2 separate regions of the Homo sapiens genome follow, and region 1 is linked to region 2. Evidence: read pairs that join two places in POLR2A ChIA-PET (ENCODE). Cell type or tissue: B cell. All regions are shown on one strand. Each heading gives the region's core, and the rest is flanking DNA. Links, peaks and the distances in the headings are about the cores only. Region 1 overlaps ASCC1 (activating signal cointegrator 1 complex subunit 1). Region 2 has its middle 25 kb from the start of MCU.

The links. Peaks named below come from ENCODE experiments on the same cell type or tissue, not always from the same donor. Only the 100,000 strongest peaks of a DNase experiment are listed, where the experiment ranks them.
Region 1: POLR2A ChIA-PET joins it to region 2 with 8 read pairs; 2 of 35 experiments call an interaction of 5 or more read pairs at or near these places.

Annotation. Positions count from the first base shown.
Region 1 is chr10:72,105,488-72,113,487 of GRCh38, reverse strand. All of the region lies in intron 9 of ASCC1 (activating signal cointegrator 1 complex subunit 1), which reads left to right. Among named protein-coding and RNA genes, the nearest start is that of SPOCK2, 21 kb to the right of the region's middle. In B cell, for the core only: no CTCF peak of the experiment used is centred there; no DNase peak of the experiment used is centred there; H3K27ac peaks cover 2,928 bases.
Region 2 is chr10:72,660,976-72,673,045 of GRCh38, reverse strand. No RefSeq gene overlaps it. Among named protein-coding and RNA genes, the nearest start is that of MCU, 25 kb to the left of the region's middle. In B cell, for the core only: no CTCF peak of the experiment used is centred there; no DNase peak of the experiment used is centred there.

The sequences.
Region 1 (8,000 bases), core at 1-8,000, 560 kb after region 2:
GAGGTGAAACCATTGTTAACATGGAACTGCAAAACAAGAAATTGACTGATTTTTGGCAGAAGCCAACATCCATTCTGGGAAGATGCACCTTCCCTGGTCTGTAAAATACCTTTGCTCTCTTTTGAATTCATGTTCACAGGTTATTCCTCTTTGCAGTGGGACTGGAATACTTCCATGTGTTGTCCTGGGTCAGGCAGGGAATGATGCAGGGTTTTTGAAAGGGCCCAGCCAGCACAATAGCAAGAAATAGAAAAAAAATTAAGAGGTTAGCATTACCTTTCTTAAAATCATTTCTGGTTCTTATCAGAATGAAAATAAATATTTGGTAATGTTTATTGAATACCTACTAAATATAAAACACTAAGCTACATGCTTGCTTGGTGCATTTGAGGGAGGGGGAATAAATATTCAATTGTCTTTGGTTCCTGTGATGTCATTCTTATGAACTCTTTGAACGGGATGTCTGTTCTTACTGTAGAAAATACTTATCTTTTTTATGTGTTCATTTCTAGGACTGTTCATATTATTTTGGATGTAGTTCACTGATGAAATGAGTGGGTCACTTTGGGTCCATTGTATGTTGGGGTTTTTTTTTTTTTTTTTTTTTTTGGAGGCAGAGTCTAGCTCTGTTGCCCAGGCTGGGGTGCAGTGGAGGATCTCGGCTCACTGCAGCCTCCACCACTTGGGTTCAAGTGATTCTCGTGCTTCAGCCTCCTGAGTAGTTGGGATTACAGGCGTGTGCCACCATGCCTGGCAAATTTTTGTATTTTTAGTAGAGATGGGGTTTCATGTTGGCCTGGCTGGTCTTGAACTACTGACCTCAAGTGATCCACCCACCTGGGCCTCCCAAAGTGATGTGCTTACAGGTGTGAGCCACTGCACCCGGCCGTTGTTTTTTTAAATTGTGGTAAAATATACATAAGATTGGCTATTTTAACCATTTTTAAGTGTACAATTCAGTGGCATTAAGTACATTCATGTTGTTACGCGACCATCATCACTATCCATCTCCAGAACTTTTTCATCATTCCAAATTAAAACTCATTTTAATGAACAACTCCCCATTTCCCCTTCTCCTTGGTAACCACCACTCCAGTTTCTGTCTCTATGAATTTGACTACTCTAGGTACCTCATGTAAGTGGAATTGTACATTTGTCCTTTTGTGTCCAGTTTATTTCACTCAGCATAATGTTTTCAAGGTTCACCTATGTTGTAGCATATGTCAGAATTTCATTCCTTATTAAGGCTGAATATTATTCCATTGTACATATATTCTGCATTGTGTGTTTTTAGCTACAGTATAAACAAACCAGTAGCAGAATATAAATCTGGACCCAGAGATGGTGACAGGGCACTGTCCTCTTTGAAGCAGCCCTTTGTTAGAGACCAGACCAAATAAAACCGTTTTAGTTTCGGGGGCTTTGTATCAACAATGGCTAAGTGTTATTCCAAATGTTAGAGGACACTGGTGGAAAGAGGTAAAAGAAACAAGAGTGAAGCTCACTATGCTATGAAGCTGTGATGTCTTCTTAAAAAATGATGCTTGGCCTGGCGTGGTGGCTCACGCCTGTAATCCCAGCACTTTGGGAGGCCGAGGCGGGAGGATCACGAGGTCAGGAGATCGAGACCATCCTGGCTAACACAGTGAAACCCCGTCTCTACTAAAAATACAAAAAAATTAGCCGGGCGTGGTGGCAGGCACCTGTAGTCCCAGCTACTCGGGAGGCTGAGGCAGGAGAATGGCATGAACCCGGGAGGTGGAGCTTGCAGTGAGCCAAGATCGCACCATTGCACTCCAGCCTGGGCTACAGTGAGAGACTCCGTTTCCAAAAAAAAAAGATGCTGTCTTCCCCATATCCGAGGGATGAAACAATTTTAGAATTAATACTCAAATGTGAACATTATTATTACAAATTAAAAGCGAGAAAATGGTATAATCAGAAATTCAATTCAGAGTTTATTCTCTCAGTTGTAGGTTAAAACTTTGAATTTTTTTTTTTGAGATAGGGTCTTGCTCTGTCACCCAAGGCTGGAGTGTAGTGGCATCATCTTGGCTTACTGCAGCCTCAGTCTCCCAGGCTTAAGTGATCCTCCCACTTCAGCCTCCTGAGTAGATGGGACTACAGGCGTGTGCTGCCACACCCAACTAATTTTTGTATTTTTTTGTAGAGATGTCTTGCCATGTTGCCCAGGCTGGTCTTGAACTCCTGGGCTCAAATGATCCACCCACCTTGGCCCCGCAAAGTGCTGGGATTACAGGCATGAGCCACCACGCCTGGCCTGATACCAATTTCTTAAATTGTAGTGGCCTTATGACTGTGACATGCACGGAGATGATAACCCTCTCTCTCTTCCAAAGCATTTTGCTTATTTGACATCTAGCCCACACCTTTGCAGAGGGGAAGGAGGGCCATCTGAATTAGATTATAGAAAAGTGTGTGTTAGAGTCTATAAAGTTACAGTGGTGCTACTCAAGGCATGTTTCCTTTGGTTCTGACAGAGGATGCAGTATTTCATGTCTTCCCGTCTAATGAGGTAACTTAGTTGAAAATAACTTAGTTGATAACATGTGGCAGCCTCTCTCCCCTCTTCCAGGGAGCCAATCCAAGGCCAGCCATTATTTGGATAGCTGTTATTTATATGCATGTGTACTCTTTGCATTGTCTGATGTTGCCTAGAGACATCTGATTTGCTTTTTTTGAGACGGAGTCTCGCTGTATCACCCAGACTGGAGTGCAATGGCGTGATCTCAGCTCACTGCAACCTCCGCCTCCCGGGTTCAAGCGATTCTCCTGCCTCAGCCTCCTGAGTAGCTGGGATTACAGGCACGTGCCACCACGCCCAGCTGATTTTTGTATTTTTAGTAGAGACGGGGTTTCACCATGTTGGTTAGGCTGGTCTCGAACTCCTGACCTCATGATCCACCCACCTCGGCCTCCCAAAGTGCTAGGATTACAGGCATGGGCCACTGCGCCCGGCCTGATTTGCTCTTTAACTTCTGGATGCTGCCTTGTTGGTGGAGAAGTTGGAGTGGAGATGGCCTGAGGCTGGTGACTGGTTTCCTCCATGCTGCTCCTGAATCTGTTGCCTTGGCACAATAGTCAGCCACTTTGTGCCCAGCCTCCCAAAAGCCGGGGGCCAGGAAGAAATGTCCCTGTTGCTGTCCCCTGTGTACTCCCCTCTAAGGATTCATTTCTGCTGACTTGCTCTTCCTTTCTACTGTGTAATACGGAGACCAAACATTTATCTTCTGTTGCATTTGTTTGAGGGACCATTATGAATAATACCTGAGGGAAGATGACCACACCAGAAATAAGAGCATTAAGAAGAGGTATTTTTCTAAGGGAGAGAATTTATCTGCAGAAACATCATCTAGATTAGTTCTGAAAGGGCACCTGCCCTTAGGGTTGCTAGTCACAGGCTTGAAGAGTCTCTGCTAGCCATCAGCCCCAGGGGCAGTTTTGTCAGGTAAAGCAGTAATACCCATGCCCTGTGGCAAGGCTTCTTTGGGAAGAAATAATGCAGCAAATTGAACTTTCACCTCTCATCTCTGAGGCTAATTCTGTGACGTAATGTGGAAACGGGCGGAGTGTGCCTAGCCTGTGCCGAGATTAGGCGGAGATTAGGTGTGGGTTCTCCAGCCGGGTCAGCGTAGCCTCTTTTCTCCTCTACCTCCTACCCCTACTCATATTATTTTCTTACTATTTTTCAAAATTGAAAGACTGCAGAGAGGGGAAATCCCTTGGCATTTTGAATTTTGAGGTGCTCAGCAGAACTGCCTGGCATCCTGTTTGTATATAGCGGTTTTAATTCATCCTCTAATAGGTCATTTGGCCTTACCAGCAGTCTTAAACTTGATAATCCTTACATCAGCAGTGAGCCTCAGGCCAAATTCCCAAAGTGCATCCCTGAGTGATTATTTGAAGGAAGTTTTCAAGCCTTCCCTCCCTGGCTCTGTTTGTCTGCCTTCTGCCAGCACATCCTTAGGTCAGGCTAATGCTCATTTGAGCATTCCTCTTGCTCACTGCAGCAAGACAGGCAGGTGATTTGAGAGCAGGATGAGTGAGGGGAAGTTGCTGTTCCCATTCTGTGCAAGGAATGCCATCTCAGTCAGTGGAGAGGGGACTTGGGCTCTGGGGACACACAAGCCTTTTGGTACTATTTTAATGGAGACAAAAACAGGAGTGGCCTGCTGATGGGTTGAAAAATCACAGCTGTTCTACTGACTTAACAGCCTTTTTGCTGCTCTCCTAATAGAGGCCACGATGTTGATAAGAATTGCTCCTCCCACAGACTGCCCTTGACCTTTCTCCTTGGATCTGAGGTGCCCCAGGCCTTCTGGAAGGGCATTATGTCCTCTCTTTTATTGGCTATTATTAGCTACTATAATATTATTGGCTCTCACACCACTGATCACTGCAGTCTGATGTTTCAGATTAAAAGTGGCATCTTGGGCAGAGTTAAGCTGTGTTTGGAGATGACTCTAGGATAGTCACTACCTGCCACCCTCATTGTCTTTTATTCTGAAGTAGATGTTCCTATTTTGGTCTTTAAAAATATTACAGCCCTATGAGACCAGATAATGACTGTAGAGCCTGTAAGCTGTCAGAGTACCTGATAAACCTTCTTCCTTTTTTCTTTTAAGGATACTCTGCATTTTGGTTCCTGCAGTGATGCATTAGAGATTATAGTCAGTGAGTGACAATAATAATCAGAGCTCAAAATTTCATCTTATAATTTATCTTTAACTGCAGAACATCTTTGTAAAGGATCATCCCTGTTTAAAGATGGAGAAATTGGGGGAGGGAGTGGGTCTGTAGTCATTGATAATGTCGACCAGCAATAATGGAAAGGATCAGAACTCAGTTTTTAAAAGTTTATTCAAGTGAAAAGCTGGGAATGGCCATTTGGGAAACAGGGACTTCACAGAAATGAGGTCAGTGCTTAAAGTTAAAAGTTAAGGTCCTGCTTATATAGGCAGAAAACAAATTTAGTAGGATTATAACATTTTCTATACAAGGTTGGTTTATGAGCTATAATTTAGTTAATTACAGTTTGTTTTCTTTTCTGTACAGCTTGTTTTCACTTCCTTTCCAACTTAGGAGTGTAGGACCTGGCATGGTGGCTCACGCCTGTAATCTCAGCAGTTTGGGAGGTGGAGGTAGGAGGATCACTTGAGCCCAGGAGTTTGAGACCAGCCTGGGCAACATGGAAAAACCCTGTCTCTATAAAAAATGCAAAAATTAGCCAGGCATGGTGGCATGCACCTGTAGTCTCAGCTACTCAGGAGACTGAGGAGGGAGGATCTCTTGCGCCTGGGAGGTGGAGGCTGCAGTGAGCTGTGATCACGCCACTGCACTCCAGCCTGGCTGACAGAGTAAGACCTTGTTTCAAAAAAAAAAAAAAAAAAGAAAAAGAAAAAGAAAAAGAAAGTATTTAACATACCATCCTAGATGATGTGATAGTCTTTTAAGTCTTTGTATGAGAAATGTAAGAGGGAAGTTTAATCAAAATGAAGATCAACAGTTAAAAGGGAAGGGATCTTCTCTGGCACTGTTTATTCATTTACAACCATTTACAAAACAGTGTAGGTGAGGAAAAAGGCTAATCTATAATCAGAAAAACAACAGTTACAGCTGCCCAGGTTACAGATACAAGTTTAAGTGACTCACATAATCACATTCCCTTAAGCCTTACAATATGTTAAGATTCCAACAGCTTAGATTTTGAATTACTTATTTTCACAATAGGAAAGCATTAAAAACGTCTAGTCTGCCCAAGAAACTTTTTGTGCCCTTTCTTCAGTAGAAAAGAAATATCAATTTTTTTGTACCTAGGTGAAGGTATGTGTGTCTGTGTGTAGAGGAGCATGACTTACCTTAGGGTAAACAGACTCAATTACATTCTTCTGTGATGATGTTTAGAAAGAATCCACTTGGGCACAGCCCATGTGAGTATTTTTAAAGTAGATGGAAGGTTTTTTTTGACCCCGGATGTGGTGGATCTCCATTTCCTTCTTGCCTCTTCCTACCTCCCACATTTGGTCTCCTCAGAAGTAATCTCACAGGTGGCCCAGAAGACAAATGCACGGTATTTGGCAGAAACTCAGAATTTTTTTTTTTTAGGTTTGAGGAATTTTAATAAACATAACTTTGAAACAAAATTTATTTTTTTGGGGGGGGGGTAACTTATTTGTGAACTTAATTCTTTTTGATGACTTAACTCCCAATAAAGTGATCTTAATTCTGAGTGAGATTAGTAACATGACATACGAAGAACCTTGATTTTTTTTTTTTCAAAATCGATTATATTTTTAGTCTGGTATTTGTATCTTTCTGTTTGCTCCCTGAAGTCATACTAGTCCTGTACCTACATGCCTCTTTTATGAGGAATGCATCTGAAATATACCATTATTTGTTTTGATGTTTTGCAATTGGGATCTTCCAAGGGCTGTGATGATAGCTTTTCACATCATTTGCTCCTCATTCTTTGCTATCTGGTTGTATATGCACAGCCTAAGGATGGACCTGCTTCCCCACTTGGCATTCTTTGGTACATATTTGTTATTGGAATTGAGAGGCCCATACACACTGCCTTGTGGACGTGGCCTTCCACTGGCCTGTATCCTAGGCCTCATCCCAGGAACTCTTAAATTTCTCTGACAGTATTAGTGGTCCTAGCTTGTCCCTGTTTCTTATATAAATGGGGATAATAATGCTCAGCTCTGGTTTATATCATAGCAATTTTTTTGGAGTTAATGAGCTGGGCTTTGTAAGACACTTTTAGATCCTTAGATGAAAGGTGTTATTTAACCACAGCAAGGCTTCATACTGGGAGTGCCTTCCCAAAGAGCTCAAAGTACTTGTCAGCCTGTCTTCTGTTCATACCATCCCTCATAGGGAGGTAGGTGGTTAAGTGTTATTATTAAGTACAAAATAGTGTTACTACTTTTATCTATAAACGGGATAATTGTGAGAAATAGAAGTTGGTAAACAGGCTGTGGAAGAAAAACACTGGGAAAACCTCAAAGTAGCATGCATTTGCTATTCCTATTCACTCTGCTTTGAGTTTCAAAAGTCTGATTGCCATACATGAGAACAATAGCATCCTTTCTTAGAGAGAAATATGACCTAGAACATCCTTCTAAATACTTGAATTAATTGAACCCCCTGTACTTACTTTCAGTTGCATCAGATTATATTCTAAAGGTTGGTTTATCTCATGTGTGTCAAGAATGATTATAAATAGCGTAAGACTTGAATATTTTGAATTTTCATTTTTAACTTCAAAACTGAATTTCTTCTTATTCAAGTAGTATTGAGACAGCAAATAGTTCACCGAGGCCACCAGCACAAGAAGTAGATTTTCTTAAAAGAGGGATCTTGGAAGAGAGTAACCACAGCTTTGTCTAAGATTGAAGAAAAGAGCGAGCCTCATTTGGGAAAGCCAAGTGAGCAGGGATCCCCAGCAGATTGTCACTGTGCTGTTGCGGACTGGCCATTTATTCGGTTCTATAGCCCGAGGTCACAGATATAAGAAAAGGCCCCTCTCCACCCTCCTCCCCACCTCTGTTTGAGATTGCCAGTTTCATTTTGGCAGCCTTGTTGCATTTGGAGTTATTTCTGGTCTTTGATGGCTGTGTCACAGGGCAATGGGGAAGGAGTAGAAGCTTTGAAACGAATGCAAGGAAAAATAACCACAGTGAGCCCTTAAATCTTGCTATTTGTTTTCTTTCAGTGTATACCACAACATTACCAGAAATCAATAATTCCCTTTGTGTTCTCCCTAGGAAAGAAACATGTACAAACTGAAAATGGTAGGCTTCACAGATCATGTGAGCAGGGGACAGCAGGATGGTTGGATTTTATCTTGCCATTGTTTGTCAGGGAAAACCTTGATTTTGACCAAAAACCTTTCATCAAAGGTCTACATTTCTCTCTTTACTTGGTGATAGGAAAAGTTTGTTTAATTTTCTAAAGATATTATTGATGCAGGATTT
Region 2 (12,070 bases), core at 1,706-9,705:
CAGCACTTTGGAAGGCCAATGTGGGAGGTATTGCTTATAGCCAGGAGTTAGAGACTGGCCTGGGCAACAAAGCAAGACCCCCATGTCTACCAAAAAAATTTTTTTTAATTTAAAAAAAAGAACTCATCTCACTGTATTGTATCTCTTAGAATCTTTTTCAAATTAGGTGAAAAGCCTCATGATTTCTGACTGGTCTCTTTTATCCATATTTGTAAGGTTAAGCAACAGATGTTTTAAATGTAGGACAAAAGATGGCCCCCCTCCTTCTCTTCTATTTTCTCCTCTTCTTCCCTGCTCTATTCTCAGAGCTTGAAATGGACCACATTACCTTTCAGACTGACAATAGACTAACCAACACACTGAAAAACTGAGCTTTCCAGCTTGCTGATTCACACCTTCTTTAAGCAAAGAGATGATTGTTTTTAACTCGTAATGTCTTTATTATTTCCTGACTCCTAACAAGCTTCAGTCAACCGAGATCCTTTTGTATCACACAAGTAAATACTGAAATAGAAAAAACAACAATGTCCAAAAAGAATTTCCATTGGAGATTTTTTTCCCCTCAGGTAGGCTAAAAAAATGAATTATTCTGCTCATATATAATGAAAAGTACTAATGCTGGTTAGCCTCTCATAGCATTAGGGTAACACTTTTTGATGAAATTCAGTAATTTAGTCTTGCAGCTTAATGGCAGGATCAATGAGCAAGGAGTTAAAAGCCTTGGACTCTATTTTCAGTTCTATCTCTGGCTCATTATCATCACTCTGCCCTCACCATCTCCTATTATTACTGGGGATCTCAATTATGTTAGCAATGAAATTCAGAAAAAACACTCTGTTAGCTAACAAATAAGAGGATGCAGCAATGTTATTTCTGCAATTGATGTACCATTATGGTCTCAGACAAGAAATTGGCCAATTTGGTACCCCAGTTTATTTATCTATGAAAGAAATGATAAAGCATTTACTCATCTTCCTCCCTCCTCCCCCACAAAAATGTAGTAATGATCAGGGAATTGGCATCAATGCTATAAAAGATCTTGGATCTCTCTAGAACATCTCTATATAAAGAGGAATGTCCTTTCAATTATTTCTACTGGCACTTTTAGGTACTTAGTACTCTGTGAGTTTGAGCCAGATCAATTCTATTTGGAAAATATTACTATTTATACTGTCATTCTTTGCAGAACATTTGCAGAAATAGAATAGGCTACAGAGAACAGGCTTTAAGAAAACAAAATTATTCCGCAAGATTGTTGGCAATTAAAAATTCTTCTGATTCATATTATTATCCCTAACCAAGAAGCAGCTTATTAATTCAGAGCTGTCTATAGCCATGTTGTCTAGGTAACAAACACCAGCTATCAAATAAGGATACTACTCAGTTGATCCTAGCTATTCCAGGATTTTTGCAAAGTGCTTCAGAAAGGTGTGTTGGTAGTGAGGGATCTTAGAATCCAACAACAGTTGATAGAGAGCTTAAAATCTGTTTAGTTTTGTGTGTGTGTGTTAAACCTAGGAAATGTAAAGGGGTATTCACCAGTCTCATGTAAATACCAGAAGGGTGGAAGATAATAAGTAATATCCTACCAGTAAAAGGATTATTATCCTTACAATATCCATTATAATTTTTGAAGATTGTGATTATTATGTATTTTGTTATACAATCACATGGTCACATTAACGAGTACTACTAAATGCAAAGCTCAAATGGCGAAGGGAAATATTCTCGGATCAAGATGTGAAGCGCTATTAATTCAAAGATGAGTCTGAAACAGAAAGATCAATTTATGGGCCAAAAAGAATAGGCCGGGCGCGGTGGCTCACGCTTGTAATTCCAGCACTTTGGGAGGCCGAGGCGGGCGGATCACGAGGTCAGGAGATCGAGACCCTGGTGAAACCCCGTCTCTACTAAAAATACAAAAAATTGGCCGGGCGTGGTAGCCGGCGCCTGTAGTCCCAGCTACTCGGAGAGGCTGAGGCAGGAGAATGGCGTGAACCCGGGAGGCGGAGCTTGCAGTGAGCCCAGATCGCGCCACTGCACTCCAGCCTGGGCGACAGAGCCTCTGTCTCAAAAAAAAAAAAAAAACAGAGGAATATAAGTTCCAAAAAATCCCAACCAAATGAGACCCAAGATATAGGGTTAGGCTGGTAACTGACAGAGCTCCCTGTAGGCAGATCAGAACTGTAGATGCCTGGCAACTAGTATTGGAAATTAGTCACCAGGAAACTGGAGTTAAAAGGTAGAAAATCCAGTGACTTTGGTTACAACGGGTACCCATAGAAAACCTAGAAACTGGCCTGGCGCAGTGGCTCATGCCTGTAACCCCAGCGCTTTGGGAGGTCAAGGAGGGTGGATCACCTGAGGCCAGGAGTTCATGACCAGCCTGGCCAACATGGTGAAACCCTGTCTCTACTAAAAATACAAAAATTAGCTGGGCATGGTGGCACACATCTGTAATCCAAGCTACTCGGGAGGCTGAGGCAGGAGAATCTCTTGGACCCAAGAGGCGGAGGGTGCAGTGAGACGAGATCATGCCACTGCACTCCAGCCTGGGTGACAGAGCAAGACTCTATCTGAAAACATAAATAAATAAATAACATTAAAAAAAATAAAACCTATAAACTGCTTGAGAACAGATCTTCATTCATTCATTTAATGTTAGTTTGTTTGTTTTTGAGACAGAGTTTCACTCTTGTTGCCCAGACTGGAGCGCAATGGCACCATTTCAGCTCACCACAACCTTTGCCTCCCAGGTTCAAGTGATTCTCCTGCCTCAGCCTCCTGAGTAGCTGGGATTACAGGCATGAGCCACCACACCTGGCTAATTTTGTATTTTTGGTAGAGATGGGATTTCACCATGTTGGTCAGGCTGGTGTCAAACTCCCGACCTCAGGTGATCCTCCCACCTCAGCCTCCCAAAGTGCTGGGATTACAGATGTGAGCCACCATGCCTGGCCTCTTTTTTTTTTTTTTTTTTTGTCTGAAATGGAGCCTCAGTCTGTCGCCCAGGCTGGAGTTCAGTAGCGTGATCTCGGCTCACTGCAACTTCTGCCTCCTGGGTTCAACCGATTCTCCTGTCTCAGCCTCCCAAGTAGCTGGGATTACAGGCACCTGCCACCATACCTAACTAATTTTTTTTGTATTTTTAGAAGAGATGGGGTTTCACCATCTTGGCCAGGCTGGTCTTGAACTCCTGACCTCAGGTGACCCATCTGCCTTGGCCTCCCAAAGTGCTGGGATTGCAGGCGTGAGCCACCGTGCCAGCCCATGCTGTTGAGTTCTCTAGTATTGTCTGAAATATTTCCAATGTCTCAGAGTCTGATGGAAAAATATTTTTTAAGATTTAAAAGTGACAAAAACATCCATGCAAAGTTCTTCTTGGGAAGATATTTTATGAATTGAAAGAAGAAATATTTCTCTTTGAAGCAAATAAATGCAAAGAATATAAAACATAAAGTGATTGAAAATATACATGTACATGCCCTTGAGTATATTATATATTTTGCAATAAACCTTTCATAATGCTCCTGAGACTTAAAGCATTGCGAACAATTGAACAATAGAGCCATGTGTACTTATTGTCTTAATTCACTTTTCACATATATTAATTTGCCTAAGAATCACTTAGAGCCTTTTTTTTTTTTCTTTTTGAGACAGAGTCTTGCTCTGTCACCCATGCTGGAGTGCAGTGGAGCAAACTTGGCTCACTGCAACCTCCACCTCCCAGGTTCAAGCAATTCTCCTGCCTCAGCCCCTCGAGTAGCTGGGATTACAGGCTCCCACCACCACGCCTGGCTAATTTTTTGTATTTTTAGTAGAGACAGGGTTTCCCCATGTTGGCCAGGCTGGTCTCGAACTCCTGACCTCAGGTGATCCACCTGCCTCAGCCTCCCAGAGTGCTAGGATTACAGGTGTGAGCCACTGCGCCTGACCTTTTTTTTTTTTTTTTTTTTTTTTTTTTTTTTTTTTTTTGAGATGGAGTCTCACTCTGTCGGCTAGGCTGGAGTGCAGTGGCACAATCTTGGCTCACTGCAACTTCTGCTTCCCAGGTTCAAGCTATTCTCCCGCCTCAGCCTCCTGAGTAGCTGGGATTATAGGTGCCAGCCATGATGCCTGGCTAATTTTTGTGTTTTCGTAGAGACGGAATTTCACCATGTTGGCCAGGCTAGTCTTGAACTCCTGACCTCAGACGATCCGCCTGCTTCAGCCCCCCGAAGTGCTGGGATTACGGGCGTGAGCTACTGTGCCTGGCCTAGAGCCTCTTAAAGGTTAAAAAAAAGTTTTTCTTTCTCAAATTTATTTTTTCTTCAAAAATGATCAAATTCTTAGAGAACATATAGAAATTGAGAGCTTCTATAGTCTATGGCAAATATTTCTTGAACTTAAAAAAGTGAAAATAGACCAGGCACAGTGGCTCACACCTGTCATCCCAGTGCTTTGGGAGGCCAAGGTGAGGATTGCTTGAGGTCAGGAGTTTGAGACCAGCCTGGGTAACATAGCCAGATCCCATCTCTAACAACAAAAAAATTAGCTGGATGTGGTGGTGTACATTTGTAGTCCTAGCTACTCAGGAGGCTGAGGTGAGAGGATCATTTGAGCCCAGAAGTTTGAGGTTACAGTGAGCTATGATCATGCTACTGCACTCCAGCCTAGGTGTCAGAGCAAGACCCTATTTCAAAAAAGTAAGAGGAAGGAGAAGAAGAAGGAGGAGGAGAAGAGGAAGAAGAGACAATTAAGAAGAAGGAGAGAAAAAGAAAGAAGGAGGAGGAGGAGGAGAAGGAGGAAATTAAATTCCATTGTCACAGCACAAATTACTAACTTTTTGGCCAGGCTCGGTGGCTTACGCCTGTAATCCCAGCACTTTGGGAGGCCGAAGTGAGTGGATCACCTGAGGTCAGGAGTTCGAGACCAGCCATAGCCAATATGGTGAAACCTCATTTCTACTAAAAATACAAAAATTATCTGGTTGTGGTGGCGGGTGCCTGTAATCCCAGCTACTCTGGAGGCTGAGGCAGGAGAATAGCTTGAACCTGGGAGGCAGACGTTGCAGTGACCTGAGACCATGCCACTGGACTCCAGCCTGGGTGATACAGCAAATCCCATCTCAAAAAAAAAAAAAAAAAGGAAAAAAAATTACTAATCTTTCACACTTTTAGATGGGGCTCTACAGGGCTTCATTGCCATTTTCTCTTTAATAACTCAGATAAAAGGTCAGCAGAAATGTTCAATTTGAAGTAGTTTCCTAGAATTCTATGGCAATGATTTAGAGTCTCATCCACAGTTGTTCCTAACAATGTCTTTACTCCTAACAAGTTTCTTTATTATGGGACAAAGTGTTAGCTCTCCTAAAATAACCAGGAAACAGGACAATAAAAACAGAGCTGTTGTTTGTAAATGGGAAGCATAAAGGGTGAGTGGCAACTCACAGAGAGCAGCTTCATGCTCCCTACATCTCTTTTTGAAAATGATTCTGTCAAAGGTATTTCATTATAGTAATGTAATGGTTTCTATTATAATTGGCTCCCATTTCTTTTTTTTGGATTACAGGCGTGAGCCAACATGCCAGGCAATTGGCTCCCATTTCAAAAGAAGCCTATCATGTTGGAAAAGAATGTCAAGAGTATCCAAAAGTTATTCATTTACATGTTCTTGTTTGTAATTTATAAAGTCTTTCAAGATATGATTTCATTTTACCATCTTGCTTTTATAACCTGTACTATAGTTTGAGTATTTTTCCCCTTAAAAACTCCTGTTGAAATTTAATCTTTGGGCCAGGCGTGGTGGCTCACGCCTGTAATCCCAGAACTTTAGGAGGTCAAGGTGGGTGGACCACCTGAGTTCGAGACCAGCCTGGCCAACGTGGTGAAACCCCTGTCTCTACTAAAAATACAAAAAATTAACTGGGCATGGTGGCGGGCGCCTGTAATCCCAGCTAATTGGGAGGCTGAGGCAGGAGAATCACTTGAACCCAGGAGGCAGAGGTTGCAGTGAGCTGAGATCGCACCATTGTACTCCAGCCTGGGCGACAAGAGAGAAACTCTGTCTCAAAAAAAAAAAAAAGGAATTTAATCTTCAATGTGGCAATATTGAGAGGTGGAGCCTTTTAGAGGGGAGTGGGCCATGAAAATTCTGCTCTCATGAATGGATTAATACATTCACATATTGATAAACTAATGAGTTAATGGATTAATGGGTTATCGGGGGATGCAACTGGTAGCTTTGAAGAAGAGGAGAGGAAACCTGAGCTAGCATTCTCAAGCCCTTGCCAATTTATGCTTGCACTGCCTATGGACTCTGTTAGAGAGTCCCCACCAGCAGGAAGGCTCTCACCAGATGTAACCCCTTGACTTTGGACTTCTCAGCCTCTATAACTACAAGAAGTAAATTCCTTTACTTTATAAAATACCCAATTTCAGGTATTCTGTTATAAGCAACAGAAAATGGACAACCTCCCTCTTACAGATAAAATGTCTATCTTCTGCTTTTGATTATTTTTCTTTAAACTAAATATTTATACATTTTCTTTTTTTTTTTTTTTTTTTTTTGAGACAGGGTCTCACTGTGTCACCCAGGCTGGAGTGCAGTGGTGTGATCTGGGCTCACTATAACCTCCACCTTCCGGGTTCAAGCTATTCTCATGCCTCAGCCTCCTAAGTAGCTGGAATTACAGATGCCCACCACCATGCCCAGCTAGTTTCTGTATTTTTAGTACAGATAGGGTTTCACCATGTTGGCCAGGCTGGTCTAAATTCCTGACCTCAAATGATCTGCCCCCCTCGACCTCCCAAAGTGCTGGAATTAAAGGTGTGAGCCACCACACCCAGCAATTTATACAATTTCTAGATGTCTGTTATTACTTCATTTCCTGTTGCTGAGCCTTGCTTTGTTATCTTAATAAAGCATAAATAATACCTCCAGTGGAACTGGGTTTACTCCTGTGACTGATCAACCCCACCCTCCTAATTAGAGATTTATTAGTCATTCAGAGAGTAGTACAGTCAGCATCAAAATATTGTGCCACAGGCATATATATAAACACTTTTTAAAATAAATCACTTTAGGAGGCCAAGGCGGGCGGATCATGAGGTTAGGAGTTCGAGACTAGCCTGGCCAACATGGTGAAACCCCATCTCTACTAAAAATACAAAAAATTAGCCAGGCATGGTGGCACACACCTGTAGTCCCAGCTACTCTGGAGGCAGAGGCAGAAGAATGGCTTGAACCTGGGAGGCGGAGGTTGCAGTGAGCCGAGATTGTGCCACTGTACTGTAGCCTGCGTGACACAGTGACACTCTGTCTCAAAAAAAAAAAATCTGAAAAAATAGCCAAGAAATTTACCAATCACGATGTCTACTCTTCATCTATATGAGATTAATACACTTAATATTTAGTAAGAAAGTCCTCATAGTTACAAAAGTACTATTTTCTATGTTTTCACCAGCTCACAAAAGTCTTCCTCCTCCTCTCCTACCCAACCAGTAACCTTCAAATGTTCAAATTATGCAAGGAAAATTTAGAATGAGGGGATTCTCAGGAGAAAGATTTATTGTTTTTCAGAAAACATTTAAGAGCTTTTAAGAGCTATCTGCAACAACAGGGATGGTTAAGTAATCTATAGTGAATATACCCAATGGAATACTATATAGTTTTTGTTTTATATTTTTTCTAGAATACTATATCGTTTTTTAAAATAATGACATAGGGTGGGTGTGGTGGCTCATACCTGTAATCCCAGCACTTTGGGAGGCCAAGGCGGGTGGATCACCTGAGGTCAGGAGTTTGAGACCAGCCTGGCCAATATGGTGAAACCCCGTCTCCCTACAAAAAATACAAAAATTAGCTGGGCGTGGTGGCACTCACATGTAATCTCAGCTACTTGGGAGGCTGAGGCCAGGGAATCACTTGAACCCAGGAGGCGGAGGTTGCAGTAAGCTCAGATTGCACCACTGCACTCTAGCCTGGGCGACAGAACAAGACTCCGTCTCAAAAAAAAAAAAAAAAAAAAAAAAAAGACATAAATCTATCTTCATTAATGTGAAAAGATATTTATGATACATAAACTGATAAAAGGAGGTTATAAAAACATGTTTTGTTGAACATAAGAAAAAAAAAGGCCAGGTGCAGTGGCTTACGTCTATAATCCCAGCACTTTGGGAGGCCGAGGCAGGTGGATCACAAGGTCAGGAGCTCAAGAATAGCCTGGCTAACATGGTGAAACCCCATCTCTACTCAAAACACAAAAATGAGCCAGGTATGGTGGCGTGTGCCTGTAATCCCAGCTGTTCGGGTGGCTGAGGGAGGAGAATGGCTTGAACAAGGGAGGTGGAGGTTGCGGTGAGCCGAGATCGTGCCACTGCACTCCAGCCTGGGTGATAGAGCGAGACTCCGTCTCAAAAAATAATAATAAAATAAAAATATAAAATAAAATAAGAAAAGAAAGATAGTGTCTTGGTGTTGAACTCAAAATAACTTTAATTTTCTTCATTTTAAAAAATTTTGATATTTTAACAATTAGCATTTTTTATTTTCATAGACAAAACAAAAAATATATTCCTACTTTTAAAAAGGAATAAATATGAGTTGTTTGGTGATGAGAAAACAGTCTCTCTCTCTCTTTCTCTCCCTCCTTCCCTCTCTACCTTTCAATTCTTCTTGCTTCTGATTGGCTTGCTACTACATACAGGTTCTAACCCTAAGGTGGGAAAGATGGCTGCCCCCAGCTCCAGACTCCAAAGTATACCCACAATTAACTCCAGCAGATAGAGATGATCTTCTTTATTAGCTGTAGCAGAAAAGTCACAGGGCAGCTTGACTTGCATCAGGAACCAACAATGTGGTGGGAAGTGAGTGGGGGTAGCTAAGGAATGTAATTTTCTGATGGGATAAGTCTTGGTCACAAGATATCTCCTATAGCCAGGGAGGAGAGGGAGTGAGTCCACACTGAGTTCATTCCCAGTAGGACAGACTAGTTTTGTCATCTTGAAGGAAAGAGGAAGGGTTGCTGAAAAGACTGAAATAATAGATATATATTACAATATTTATTCTAGACTCATATTAATAATAAATTTTAAAAGGAATTTCACACTGGGTTTTTCAGTGTTTGGGAAGTGGAAGGCACTATTCAATATCAAAACCCAATACTTATTCATTCAATAAATATTCATCGATTATCTATTATGTGCCCAGTAGCCTATACACTACTGGGATGGGAAGTAAACAAAAAGCAAACAAGCAAAATATCCCTACTCTCATGGATCATACATGTTCAGACATCAGCAACAACTCTGAAAAATGAGTCTGGAATTGTCCTCTTGCTGGAAATTTTATTGCAGTGGTTGAGATGAAAGAAAATGCACTTTGGCTTTTATGTAATTATTTTTTCACTTGTCTGTGAACACCATAATAAGATCCTATTCTTGAAAGAAACTAAGCTAAGTCATGAGATTTACAGGCAAGTGAGAGGAGTACTGGCTTTTATGCCTTGATATTAATGGAAAATTGCATTATCTAGACACACTCCAAGGTGTTCAGCAGCATCCTTGAGCTTTAAACTTTGTTACTTAACCTGCCCTTACAGTGACACTAGGCAAACCAATCTTGGGTTGCATATTTAATTTCTTTTTTTTTTTTTTTTTTTTGAGACGGAGTCTCACTCTTTCGCCCAGGCTGGACTGCAGTGGCGCTATCTCGGCCCACTGCCAGCTCCGCCTCCCGGGTTCACGCCATTCTCCTGCCTCAGCCTCCCGAGTAGCTGGGACTACAGGCGCCCGCCACCATGCCCGGCTAATTTTTTGTATTTTTAGTAGGGACGGGATTTCACCATGTTAGCCAGGATGGTCTCGATCTCCTGACCTCGTGATCTGCCCACCTCAGCCTCCCAAAGTGCTGGGATTACAGGCGTGAGCCACGCGCCTGGCCTGCATATTTAATTTCAGGCAAAAATTCTTTTTACAGTTGACTCAGCAAAGAACAAATTTCTTTTTACAAGCCAGTAGGTTAAGGTACATGGATCAGAACAAGATACTCATTTTGTTTCTTGTTAGTGTTTATTCTTGACATAGCAAACACCTAACACTGAATTCAAAAAGCTTTGGAAGGAGAATCTAAAGCAAGTTTTAGCTAACGTATTTTTATGCTTTTTTAAAAAAACTGTTAAGAACGGCCAGGTACAGTGGCACATGCCTGTAATCCCAGCACTTTGGGAGGCCGAGGCAGGTGGATCAGACCATCTTGGCCAACATGGTGAAACCCTGTCTCTACTAAAGTACAAATAATTAGCCAGGCGTGGTGGCATGTGCCTGTAATCCCAGCTACTTGGGAGGCTGAGGGTGGGGAATAGCTTGAACCAGGGAGGTGGAGGTTGCAGTGAGCTGAGATCGTACCACTGCACTACAGCCTGGCGACAGAGCAAGAATTCCGTCTCAAAAAAAAAAAAAAAAAACAACCTGTTAAGAACATAGCAATTGTAATTCCCTACCATAGTGAATCTCAACTTCAGCTACACATAAGAATCATCTTTTAAAAACTACTGGAATGGGGGTGGGGCCAGGCGCAGTGGCTCACCCCTGTAATCCCAACACTTTGGGAGGGGGAGGTGGGTGGATCACCTGAGGTCAGGAGTTCAAGACCAGCCTGGCCAAAATGGAGAAACCCCCGACTCTACTAAAAATACAAAAAATTAGCTGGATGTGGTGGTGTATGCCTGTAATCTCAGCTACTCTGGAGACTGAGACAGGGGAATCACTTGAACCCGGGAGGCGGAGGCTGCAGTGAGCCAAGATCGCACCACTGCACTCCATCCTGGGCAACAGAGCGATACTCTGTCTCAAAACAAACAAACAAACAAATAAATAGACTACTGGGATGGGGTTGAAGGGTAGGGATTAGACATTGATATCCTTTAAAAAGAGCAGTGTAGGCCAGGTGCGGTGACTCACGCCTGTAATCCCAGCACTTCGGAAAGCCAAGGTGGGTGGAGGTTAGGAGTTCAAGACCAGCCTGACCAACACGGTGACCCCATCTCTACTAAAAATACAAAAAATTAGACGGGGGTGATGGTGCACGCCTGTAATCCCAACTACTCAGGAACCTGAGGCAGAAGAATCGCTTGAACCTGGGAGGTGGAGGTTGCAGTGAGCCAAGATCGTGCCATTACGCTCCAGCCGGGGCGACAGAGTGAGACTCCGTCTCAGAAAAAAAAAAAAGAAAAGAAAAAGAAAGAGCAGTGTAGGTGATTTTAATTTGCAGCTATGGTTGAGAACTGCCTAAAGAATAAGACAGACCCAATAGAGGAGAGAAAATGGTGGACATTTTGAGTCTAGACACACCTTGGTTTCTTTCAAGAATAGGCTCTTACTATGGTGTTCACAGACAAGTGGAAAAATAATTACATGAAGGCCAAAGTGCATTTTCTTTTATCTCCACTACTGCAATAAAATTTCTAGACAGAGAACAATTCCAGGCTCACTTTTTAGAGTTGTTTCTGATGTCTGAATATGTATGAGCCATGAGGATAGGGATATTTTGCTTGTTTGCTTTTTTTTTTTTTTTTGAGGCAGAGTCTTGCCCTATTGCCCATACTGGAGTGCAGTCGCACAATCTCAGCTCACTGCAACCTCTGCCCCCCTGGTTCAAGTGATTCTTGTGCCTCAGCCTCCCTAGTAGCTGGGACTACAGGTGCACACCACCACGCCAAGTTAACTTTTATATTTTTAGTAAAGACAGGGTTTCGCCATGTTGGCCAGGCTGGTCTCGAACTCCTGGCCTCAAGCGATCTGCGCACCTTGGCCTCCCAAAGTGCTAGGATTACAGGTATGAGCCCCTGCACCCAGCCTGTTTTTTGATTACTGCCCACCCCAGATAATACATGGGATAATCGTTCCATTGCTGGCCTGATTGTCATCAGTAGATCACTTTAACTCTTACCATGTATAAACTTTTATTTTATTACTTATTAATTTTTTTGAGACAGAGTCTCACTCTGTCATCCAGGCTGGAGTGCACTGGTGGGATCTCGGCTCACTGCAACCTCTGCATCCCGGGTTCAAGTGATTCTCCCGCCTCAGCC